Regions from separate parts of the Homo sapiens genome. Here region 2 is linked to region 1. Evidence: read pairs that join two places in POLR2A ChIA-PET (ENCODE). Cell type or tissue: OCI-LY7. All regions are shown on one strand. Each heading gives the region's core, and the rest is flanking DNA. Links, peaks and the distances in the headings are about the cores only.

Evidence for each region. ChIA-PET counts read pairs that join two places held together with the same protein. Peaks named below come from ENCODE experiments on the same cell type or tissue, not always from the same donor. Only the 100,000 strongest peaks of a DNase experiment are listed, where the experiment ranks them.
Region 2: POLR2A ChIA-PET joins it to region 1 with 5 read pairs; 4 of 35 experiments call an interaction of 5 or more read pairs at or near these places.

The regions. Positions count from the first base shown.
Region 1 is chr4:185,172,155-185,177,542 of GRCh38, forward strand. CFAP97 (cilia and flagella associated protein 97) reads right to left here. Exons shown (of 5, transcript NM_020827.3): 3 at 3,632-3,897. Among named protein-coding and RNA genes, the nearest start is that of CFAP97, 29 kb to the right of the region's middle. In OCI-LY7, for the core only: no CTCF peak of the experiment used is centred there; no DNase peak of the experiment used is centred there; H3K4me3 peaks cover 130 bases; H3K27ac peaks cover 356 bases.
Region 2 is chr4:185,263,020-185,268,407 of GRCh38, forward strand. SNX25 (sorting nexin 25) reads left to right here. Exons shown (of 19, transcript NM_001378034.2): 4 at 1,419-1,591; 5 at 3,950-4,136. Among named protein-coding and RNA genes, the nearest start is that of SNX25, 56 kb to the left of the region's middle. RefSeq lists an enhancer at 2,859-3,360. In OCI-LY7, for the core only: no CTCF peak of the experiment used is centred there; DNase peaks (open chromatin) are centred at 592 and 3,172; H3K4me3 peaks cover 2,322 bases; H3K27ac peaks cover 3,639 bases.

The sequences.
Region 1 (5,388 bases), core at 227-5,226:
TCTACTGGATAAAAACACTCTATTGGATAAAATTTTCATTTCTCTGAATTTAAAATTTGCTAATAAGCTAGGCTAATAAGCTAGAATAATTTTTATTCCCTTAATTTTTGTTTGGATGCAATGTTTAATGAGAGGAAGGATAATATCTACCTATTGAAACAAATAATGATGATCTTGAACCTCATCAGGACAGATGAACAGTATGCTTTTAACTCTAGAGCACAGAAGTCAGTTTTATACAATCGTTGCCTTCCTTCTCTACCTTTTCTGCACAACACTACTTCTTTGTCTGGGATTATTTCCATCTAAATAGCCTCTGAATTGCTAACACACTGATGTAAGAGTTCTGGAACAGAAATGCTTTAGTTATCATGTCTGTTAGCCAGCTGAATTGTTCTCTGTCACTGGAGAGAGAGCAAATGAAAGGATATAAATCATCAAAAATATAAAGGAATGAATTCTGTTTTGCAGTATATCTGACACTGAAATAACTACAAAAGTGTGTCTCTGTGTGCTGAACATATGCATGTGTACTTTGAATATTAACAGTCTAGCAAACAGATTAAAAAGTCTATCAGCCTGGGTGCAGTGGCTCACACCTGTAATCCCAGCACTTTAGGAGGCTAAGGCAGAAGGATTGCCTGAGGTCAGGAGTCTGAGACCAGCCTGGGCAACAAAGTGAGATCCCATCTCTACAAAAAAAAAAAAAAAAAAAAAGCATTGGCTCACACTCAAAGAGCAAATGTGGCTCTTTTTAAGGTTGAGTATGAGAAGGCTTGCAGTATGGTTAAGACCATACTTCTGGTCAGGAAGGTAGTATTTAAGACTGTCAAACAGGCTCCAATATAAATAATTAGATTTATATTACAGGCATGAGTCACCAGGCCTGGACTAATAGGATTTTTTAAATAGAAAAATAATCAAAGTCAACGGGCACAGTGGCTCACGCCTGTAATCCCAGCACTTTGGGAGGCAGAGGAGGGAGGATCATGTGGTCAGGAGATCGAGACCATCCTGGCTAACACGGTGAAACCCCATCTCTACTAAAAATACAAAAAATTAGCCAGGCATGGTAGCAGGCGCCTGCAGTCCCAGCTACTCAGGAGGCTGAGGCAGGAGAATCGCTTGAACCTGGGAGGCAGAGGTTACAGTGAGCCGAGATCACGTCACTGCACTCCAGCCTGGTGACGAGCCAGACTCCGTCTCTTAAAAAAAAAAAAAAAAAAAAGTAAACCCAGGTTCCTTAAAAAGCTAAACACAAAATTACCATATGACCCAGGAATTCTACTCTATGTGGCCTTAAGGAACTAAAAGCAGGGACATGAACAGATAGTTGCCAATATTCACTTCAGTATTATTCACTATAGCTTAGGTCTACACCTACAATGGAATAGTATTCAGCCATAAAAAGGAATTAGGTTCTGATACATGCTACAACATAGATGAAACATGAAAACATTTTAAGTGAAATAAACCAGATACAAAAGGACAAATATTGTACAGTTCTACTCATATGAAATATTTAGAATAGCCGAATTCATAGAGACAGAAAGCAGACTAGATGCCCTTAGAGGATAGGGGTGGGGAAAGGAGAGTTGTTTAATAAGCACAGCATCTGTATGAAGTGATGAAAACGTTTTAGAAATAGATGGTAGTGACAGTTGTACAACACTGTGGATATGCTTAATGCCACTGAATTAGACACTTAAAAACTGTTAAAATGGCAAATTTTAAGTTATATATACATTACTACAACTTAATAATATACCAAAACCATTGAATGTGTACACGTTAAATGGGTAATGGTATGTGAATTATATCTCAATAAAGCTGGTTAAAAAAAAAGGTAACCCCAAAGCTAGGCAACCTGGATTTGCACCTGGGCTCTGACACCTGCTAGCCGTGTGACCTTGAGTAAGTCCCTGTGCCCCACTCAGTGTCTCTTTTACTCTTCTGTAACTACAATAACTATAAGATTGCTATCAGGACTTAATGCCTAACACTTGTAAAATAGTATGCACAATGTAATTTCTTATTAAATGCGATCGGCCCAGAGCCAGGTGTGAGAGTGAAAACAAAGGAAGTAATCCCATATGTTTTTGACATACGGGAATTTCAAATTTCCACGAAACATGAACAAATCTTGAATACTGCGAAGGTGATGTGTGGAAAGCTATCATCTATCTCAGCTCCCACCGACCTCATTTCACCTAGCTTAGTTATCTGTTCCTTGCCACATGCAGGGTAATCCTCTTGAAGGGTTCAAGACTACTATTTTTTATAAATAGTAATCCTAGCTTCCCAACTCTTGGGGTTAGTATGATAATAAAGAAATGTACAAAAGAGTTGTTACAAGTTTAGGTAAGTATATGGTTACACAGGAAAACACTGGTAATGACACATAAGGAGGGTTAATTTTGAAAATGGTCTTAATAATTTTAATAGCTTTCTAAATTATTTTAGCTCTGAGTTTACGTGTTCATTAAGGGTCTAATTCTAGTTTAAGAGACTACCCAGGTTTAAAATCTTGGCTCAGCAGCATACTCAGTAGCTCTGTGCTAAATATTTAACCTGTCTAACCCTCAGTTTTTTCATCGTGAGATGTGGATAAAAATAGTTATCTACTTCAGAGAATTGTTGTCAGGATTCAATAAGTTAATATTTGGAAGATACTCAGAACAATGCCTAGTGTTTAGTAAAAGCTCAGTAAATATCAGCAATTATTATGAACTAAATCTTATGAAGAAAATATGCTATAATAGTTTTAAATGTGAAGATTTTCAACAGTTCCCATATTTATTTTCTTATAATATCAAACTATATGATTTGTAACAATCAATGTTTCATACATTTAAGTAGCAGATTAGCAATTTGGCCTATTCGAGATATACTGATCCTTTAAAATAAGTGATGTACAATTTATTTTAGCTTTCCAGGACACAATAAAGTAAAAGAGATTTCACTAGTGACTGAATACTTCACAGAAGAAACACTTGGATACCATTTCCTGTTCTACTGTAGTGATTTAACTGATCTAGGCAAATAAATAATGGAGCTTTCAGTATTTTCCTTTAATGGTCTCCTTCTCTCTCTCTCTCTCTCTCTCTTTTTTCTTCTCTTTTCTTTTTTTGAGGTGGAGTCTGGTTCTGTTGCCCAGGCTGGAGTCCAGTGGTAGAATCTCGGCTCCCTGTAACCTCCGCCTCCCGGGTTCAGATGCTCCTCCCACCTCAGCTTTCCAAGTATCTGGGACCACGGGTGTGTGCCACCATGCCCACCATGCCCAGTTAATTTCTGCATTTTTGGTAGAGCTGGGGTTTTGCCAGATTGTGCAATCTGGTCTCAAACTCCTTGCCTCAAGCGATCTGCCCACCTCGGCCTCCCAGAGTGCTAGAATTATATGCGTGACCCACTGCATCTGGCCAGTGGTCTCTTAATATATAGTTTCCTGGATAAAAATACATATCGTATCCTCCGGACTTACAGCACATCATATGTTTCATACCACACATACCGCACCTGCTTTTATGTAATGAAGTTTGAATATTTGGCTGTATTTAGGTTTCCTGTAAGCTGGACATACAAATCAGTGCAAACACATTTTCTTTGATGACTAATTATTTCAGTTACTTACCAAGTTTTCTCTCTCAATCCTTTGTTGTTCCTTCTGTCTGTTGAGAGCACTGTGATATAACTTTGGGGGATGATCAGCCGATCTAGGAATTGTACTTTTGCTTCCCGGCTTTTCCGCCTGTCTTGACAGTTCTTTCAAAAGCCTCTGATTTTCCCGATCGATCTGTCTCACCTCTTCTCTTGTGAAAGAGTAGTTTTTCCCGGGTGCTACTGAAGGCTGATCAAAGTGATGTTTTTGTGGTCCTTTTTTATCTAATTGCAGAAAAGCTACAGAAAAGAACAAAAAAAAAAGAGAAAATGGCCAAAGTAAGTATGTGGTACATGCTTTTTTTTTTTTTCTCTTTTTAGACGGAGTTTCACTCTTGTTACCCAGACTGGAGTGCAATGGGACAATCTTAGCTCACTGCAACCTCCGCCTCCTGGGTTCAAGCGATTCTCCTGCCTCAGCCTCCAGACTAGCTGGGATTACAGGCATCCACCACCATGCCTGGCTAATTTTTGTATTTTTAGTAGGGACAGGGTTTCACCATGTTGCCCAGGCTGGTCTCGAACTCCTGACCTCAGGTGATCCACCCACCTCAGCCTCCCAAAGTGCTGGGATTGCAGGTGTGAGCCACTGTGCCTGGCCCGGTGGTACATGCTTTAACCCTTAAAAATATGTATTAAATTCAAGAAAAAGTATGTATGAAATAATACTAATGACATCTAGATTACAACTTTGTAGAAAAAAATTGGACGTAGCTTAGTATTTTATGCTCACCGGGTTCCTTGGGCATAAAAGCTACACACGAAACAATGAAAGTATCTTTAAAAATGTATATAGTACTGGTCTTTAGGCTAGTATAATTTACAGACAATGCCTTTGTTATATCAATTTTATCCTTCCCGACTGCAGTTTAATAGCTGGAAAGGTTAGAAACCTCAGAGTTGAGGGCACTAATACAATACTTAATTTAGGTACAGCTTTTCTTAGTTGGAGGGCATACTTCCAAAAAAATGTCCTCAGCAATGACTGAGGGAAACAATGGCAAAAAGTAACTCCGAATATTCCAAAACTCTCAACTTAACCAGAAAAGATGCTGGATTTATAAATCTTAATATTGCCATTAAAGCAAATACTTCTACTGTAAAAGTCAAACATTTTATTCCTGATTAAACAGAAAGGTGTTTTTAGCTAGCAACAATATTTTGCATACTATAATTTTTATCAACATGCTTATTTCTTAAATTTCCATATTATAATTATCAATAAGTGCAATTACTACTAAACATTTGTAGAAAACATCCAAAAGTATTAAACTTGCTGAATGTTTCAGGTTAAGTATGTACTAAAAAGGGACACACTGAGGCCAGGCGCGGTGGCTCAGCCTGTAATCCCAGCACTTTGGGAGGCTGAGGCAGGTGGATTGCCTGAGGTCAGGAGTTCGAGATCAGCCTGGACAACATGGTGAAACCCTATCCCTACTAAAATACAAAAAATTGGCCTGGCTTGGCGGTGTGCACCTGTAATCTCGGCTACTCAGCAGGCTGAGGCAGGAGAATTGCTTGAACCCAGGAGGCAGAGGTTGCAGTGAGCCGAGATTGCGCCATTGCACTCCAGCCTGAGCAACAGAGTAAGACTCTGTCTCCAAAAAAAAAAAAGGAATACACGATATCAGATTAAGTAACCATTATTTGTTTTTGTTTGACTATCCTTATGTTAATTTTTTAAACATGTTTAGCATTTTATGCTGGGACATTTTTAATCCCCTATTTAAA
Region 2 (5,388 bases), core at 73-5,072, 91 kb after region 1:
TCTTCCATAGATCAAGCTGCTTTGGCCAGCCCTCTGGCCTTTGGCTCAGTCAGAAGTATTTTCCCTAACTTAGCTGTAGGAGGGAGAGGAACTTGTGGCAGTCTGAGTACCAGGCTCCTTTATTATCTGCCTTCCACTGTTAACGGAGAAGGGACTGTGTACCGTTTGAGAGAGATTTTGATATTGTTTAAATAAGCTTCTCTTGTAAAAGTGGTTTTTTTTTCCAACTTCCTCCAGTGCTTATTAGCTAAATATATATTTAAAAAAAGAATTACCTTTAAAAGTGCTTGACATGATAAAGGAGTAGCATCTTAATCTTACTATATTGAAATATCAACCTAGCTGGCAGCAAAGCTAGAGTTTAAAATAATTGAAGATGCCATTTTTAAAAAGTCAGCGTATCAGTATATGCATAAAGGCTTATTCTAAAAATTTCCTTTCATGTTGCTGGCTTTACACATTAGGATAGAATTCCTTCAGGTTGTACAAGACAGAGGAAACCTTTCTTTTCTAGCGTTATACACTCTAGAAACTAGTTTCAGTCTCCAGTGCAAAATAAATTTCAGTTAACACCTGAGAGGCATGGGTCCTAAAGGTACTAATATGCACTAGTTTCATTTCCTGTGCAGTACCTAGTATGTTTCTCTCCCTCTGCTTCATGTTTTTTCTCATTGTTAGCTACTAGTTACTGTAAAAATCTCTTATACTTTGCCTCCTCATCTAGAACATATTAGAAAACGCAGCATCCCAGGCTTTCTTGAATCACTATCAAGATACTATGGGAAGGGAAGTATAGAAAGTTCTGTTTTCCAGTCCTCTTCACTCAGATCCTCCAAATTAATGTTCCTGGGATGGAGTCAGTACAGGGAAGTGCACAACCAAGGTTGTCAAGACTGGTTGAAAAATACTTTGGAGCCTCACAGAAGGCAATTTGCCATCAAATTAGATAACGTCGAGTTTATAGACCCTCTAGCTCACTAGAAATACCTGTAGACTTTTTATCCTATTATCTCCCAGTCAGAAAGCAGGCTGGCAACCCTGGTTTATGCTTTGTTAGGTTTTTTTGAAAAATGAAGCTGCAGGTCATATTTAAGAAAACATCTAGAAGACTTAAAAATTACTAAATAAATACTCGTACCTTTTTAGATTGTTGCTGTGATTTTGGAGTTATATAGACCCTTTGATGCTACTGAAGTTCGTTGTTATGATTTCATTTGAAATCCAAAAAAGGCCATGCATTTGCATTTATTCTAGCAAAAGTTTTCCAGATGAGTTGATGGTTGAGGAAATTTGATTATTTAGGAGATGGCAGTTACTATAACCAATGTGTTTCTCATTTGAAATATTTTTTACCTAATAGTACATAATTGAATTGTTTCTAGAAACTTCTTTCCTTCTTTTTCACTCTCTTTATTTAGACATGAAGAACAGCCAAGACCTTTTGTGTTGCACGCATGCTTGAGGAACTCAGATGATGAAGTAAGATTTCTACAAACGTGTTCTCGGGTTCTGGTGTTTTGTCTCCTCCCCTCAAAGGATGTGCAGTCTCTCAGCTTACGTATAATGCTTGCAGAAATTCTCACAACAAAAGGTAGACTTATACAGTTGATTTCACTAATTCAATAAGTGTGCAAACTAATGTGCTACATGCAGACCTTGTTTACTGTTGAACATATGGGATTTGAAGTATTTTCAAAATCTTGTTTATATGTCTCTAAAACTATTTGGCCATTCAGGATAAACTTAAATTTTTAATATGACATATCGCCAAATGCACAGTCCATTAAGTTGCATGTTTTGACATAGAAAACAAGTTTTTATGCTCTTCACAGGGAAGCATTCATTTGGGATAGCTTTTGAGTTATCTAGGCCAATAATATATACATTAATGAAAGTATGTGTATGTGTGTATAATATCTATATAATATCCATAGTATGTATGTTTATATATTACGTGTGTGTGTGTGTTCAAATTCTTTTTTTTTTCTTTAAATAGAGATGGGGGTCTTACTATGTTGCCCAGGCAAGTCTTGAACTCCTGGGTTCAAGTGATCCTCCCACTTAGGCCTCCCAAAGTGCTGAGATTACAGGTGTGAGCAACCATCCCTGACCACAGTCAAATTCTGATTAGCATATTTACTTAAAATATCTTTGCTATATGATTTGTTGATAATGCGTATACAGTAATGCATTGCTTAACAACAGGGATGTGTCCGAAGAAATGTGTCATTAGACAATGTCATTGTGCAAATATCATAGAGTGTACTTACACACCTACATGGGATAGCCCACTACACATGTGGGCAATATGGTGTAACCTATTGCTCCTAGACTATAAACCTTATACCATATTACTGTACTGAATACTGTAGGCAATAGTAACACAATGATATTTGTGTATCTAAGTATAGAAAAGGTACAGTAAAAATATGGTATAAAAGATAAACAACAGTACACCTATATAGGACACTTACCATGAATGGAGCTTGCAGGACTGGATGTTGCTCTGAGTGAGTGGGGAGTGACTGTGAAGGCCTAGGACATGACTGTGCACCACTGCAGACTTCATAAACAGTGTACGCTTAGGCTACACTACATTTATTTAAAATTTTATTTTCTTCAATAAATTAACCTTAGCTTACTATAACTTTTTTTACTTTATGAACTTTTAATTTTTTTAAACTTTTTGACTCTTTTGTAATAACATTTATCATCATTATCAAGTATGCACTGTACATAATTGTATGTGCTGTATTTTTATACTATTGACAGTGCAATAGGTTTCTTTACACTAGCTTGACCTCATTAAATGGTAGAAAATTTTCAGCTTCATTATAATCTTATGGGGGCCACTGTCATATAGTCAGTCTGTTGTTGACCAAAATGTCATTATGTGGCGCATGACTGTACATAATTTTGTGAACTTGGAATATGTAAAAAGGAACTGTACCACAATATAATGTGATTACTAGAAAAAAGTTAACTATATCCAGGGAAATGCTTAGTCAGGATAAGAGAAACTTTCCCTATCTCAGTCTCAGACAAATAGCATTGCATTTGAGATGCAGTGATTATCTCATTTACTATCTCAGGATAAGCCAGCTGTGCCCATCAGCTATTATAACCAACCACAGAGAAGAGAGGAAGTTTCTAATCTCAAGTTACAAGGATGGCTTTGTAATAGTGTCATTGACTTTTTAACTTCCTCTCTGAGGTCTGTTTTAACCAGTTGGGGAGAATGTTGACTTTCATCCTTTGGCAGACTAAGCTTGTCAAAACGTATTGAGCCTTATAAAATAAGTAAAAGAAAAAAATCAGTGTTTTTTTGGTTGTTGTAATTTTGTGGTTTTTTGTTTTTTGAGATGGAGTCTCACTCTGTCGCCAAGGCTGGAGTGCAGTGGCGAGATCTCGGCTCACTGCAACCTCTGCCTCCCGGGTTCAAGCAATTCTCCTGCCTCAGTCTCCCGAGTAGCTAGGATTACAGACATGTGCCACCATGCATGGCTAATTTTTGTGTTTTTGGTAGAGATTGGGGTTTCACCATGTTAGCCAGGCTGGTCTCAAACTCCTGACCTCAAGTGATCCACCTGTCTCAGCCTCCCAAAGTGCTGGGATTACAGGTGTGAGCCACCACGCCCGGCCTTAATTTTGATAGATTTGTTAGCAACTTGAGTTCCAAATGACTTCCCTTCATGATTCTTTTACATTTCACTTATTTATTAAAATGACAACTTGATTATAGCCATGGATGATAACATATTTGGAGGGATAGGCAGCTGTATGTGTGCATGTGTGTACATTTTTGAATTGTTTATTGTATTATATAGATATTCCCCTGTTTGACTACTTGAAAAATGTTTCCCAAATGTAGTCTCAGTTATGTGATACATAAACAGTTCCCTTAAAGAAGAATACCTTTCTCAGTGGCTATTTCTTCTTCTTCCTGTAGTCTTGAAGCCGGTAGTGGAGTTACTGAGTAATCCAGATTACATTAACCAAATGCTGCTTGCCCAGCTGGCGTACAGAGAGCAAATGAATGAGCATCACAAGAGAGCCTACACCTATGCCCCCTCTTACGAGGACTTCATCAAGCTCATTAACAGCAACTCTGATGTGGAGTTCTTGAAGCAACTAAGGTATTTGGTCTTCAATTATAGCACAGCAACAGCTACTGATTATCATCCCCTGCCTAGTTAGGTTAAAAAAAAAAAAAAGTAGTTGTCAGGGAAGCAGAAATAAAACAAGTCTATAAATCTTACTATTTAGTGACAGCTAAATTTATCCAGCGTCTCCTTAGCAGTGTAATTAGAATGAATTTTTTTAAAGTATTAGGTTTTTCAAATACAGTTGACTCGAACAATTTGGGGCACCCACGCTCCCCACCGCCCCCACCCCCAGTCAAAAATCACATATAACATTTGACTTGGGCCAAGCACAGTGGCTCAAAAGTGCTGTAATCCCAGCACTTTGGGAGGCTGAGGTGGGCGGATCACTTGAGGTCAGGAGTTCAAGACCAGCGCGGCCAACATGGTGAAACCGCATCTCTACTAAAAATACAAAAATCAGCTGGGTGTGGTGGCACATGCCTGTAGTCCCAGCTACTCAGGAGGCTGAGGTATGAGAATCACTTGAACCTGGGAGGTGGAGGTTGCAGTGAGCTGAGATCACACCACTGCACTCCAGCCTGGGTGACAGAGTGAGACTCCTTCTAAAAAAAAAAAAAAAATTGACTCTCCAAATACTTAACTACTAAATACCTTACTGTTGACCAAAGCCTTACTAATAACATAAACAGTTGATTAGCACGTATCTTGTGTGTTATATGTGTTATATACTGTATTCTTACAATAAAGTAAGCTGGAGAAAAGAAAATATTATGAAAACCAGAAAGAGAAAATATATTTACTATGCAGTAAGTGGAAGTAGATCATCATAAAGGTCTTCATCCTCATCTCTTCACATGGAAGTATGCTGAGGAGGAAGAGAATGAGGAGGGGTTTGTCTTACTGTCTCAGGTGGCAGAGGCAGAACAAAATCCTGTGTAAGTGGACTCATGCAGTTCAAACCTATGTTTTTCAAGAGTCAGCTGTAATGAGGCTATAATAGACTGAAAGCTCTTCAGATGTCGGGAGTACCTGCTTAGCTGCTCAGATGACTACCTTAGAAAAGCACTGGAAGGACATCAGAAGGAGAAGATGTGTTTCAAATTACAGAGTAGAACATTGTGTTGGTTTTTGTTTGTCTTGGACAGTACAGAGGCTTGGGTTTGGGAATAAGAGGTTCTAGATTAATTATTTTGAGAAAACACATTTGAAAATACCATAGGAGTATCTTTTATAGGGGAGCACAGTGTCCCTTGTTATACCTGAGATATTTTAGGGGGTGTGT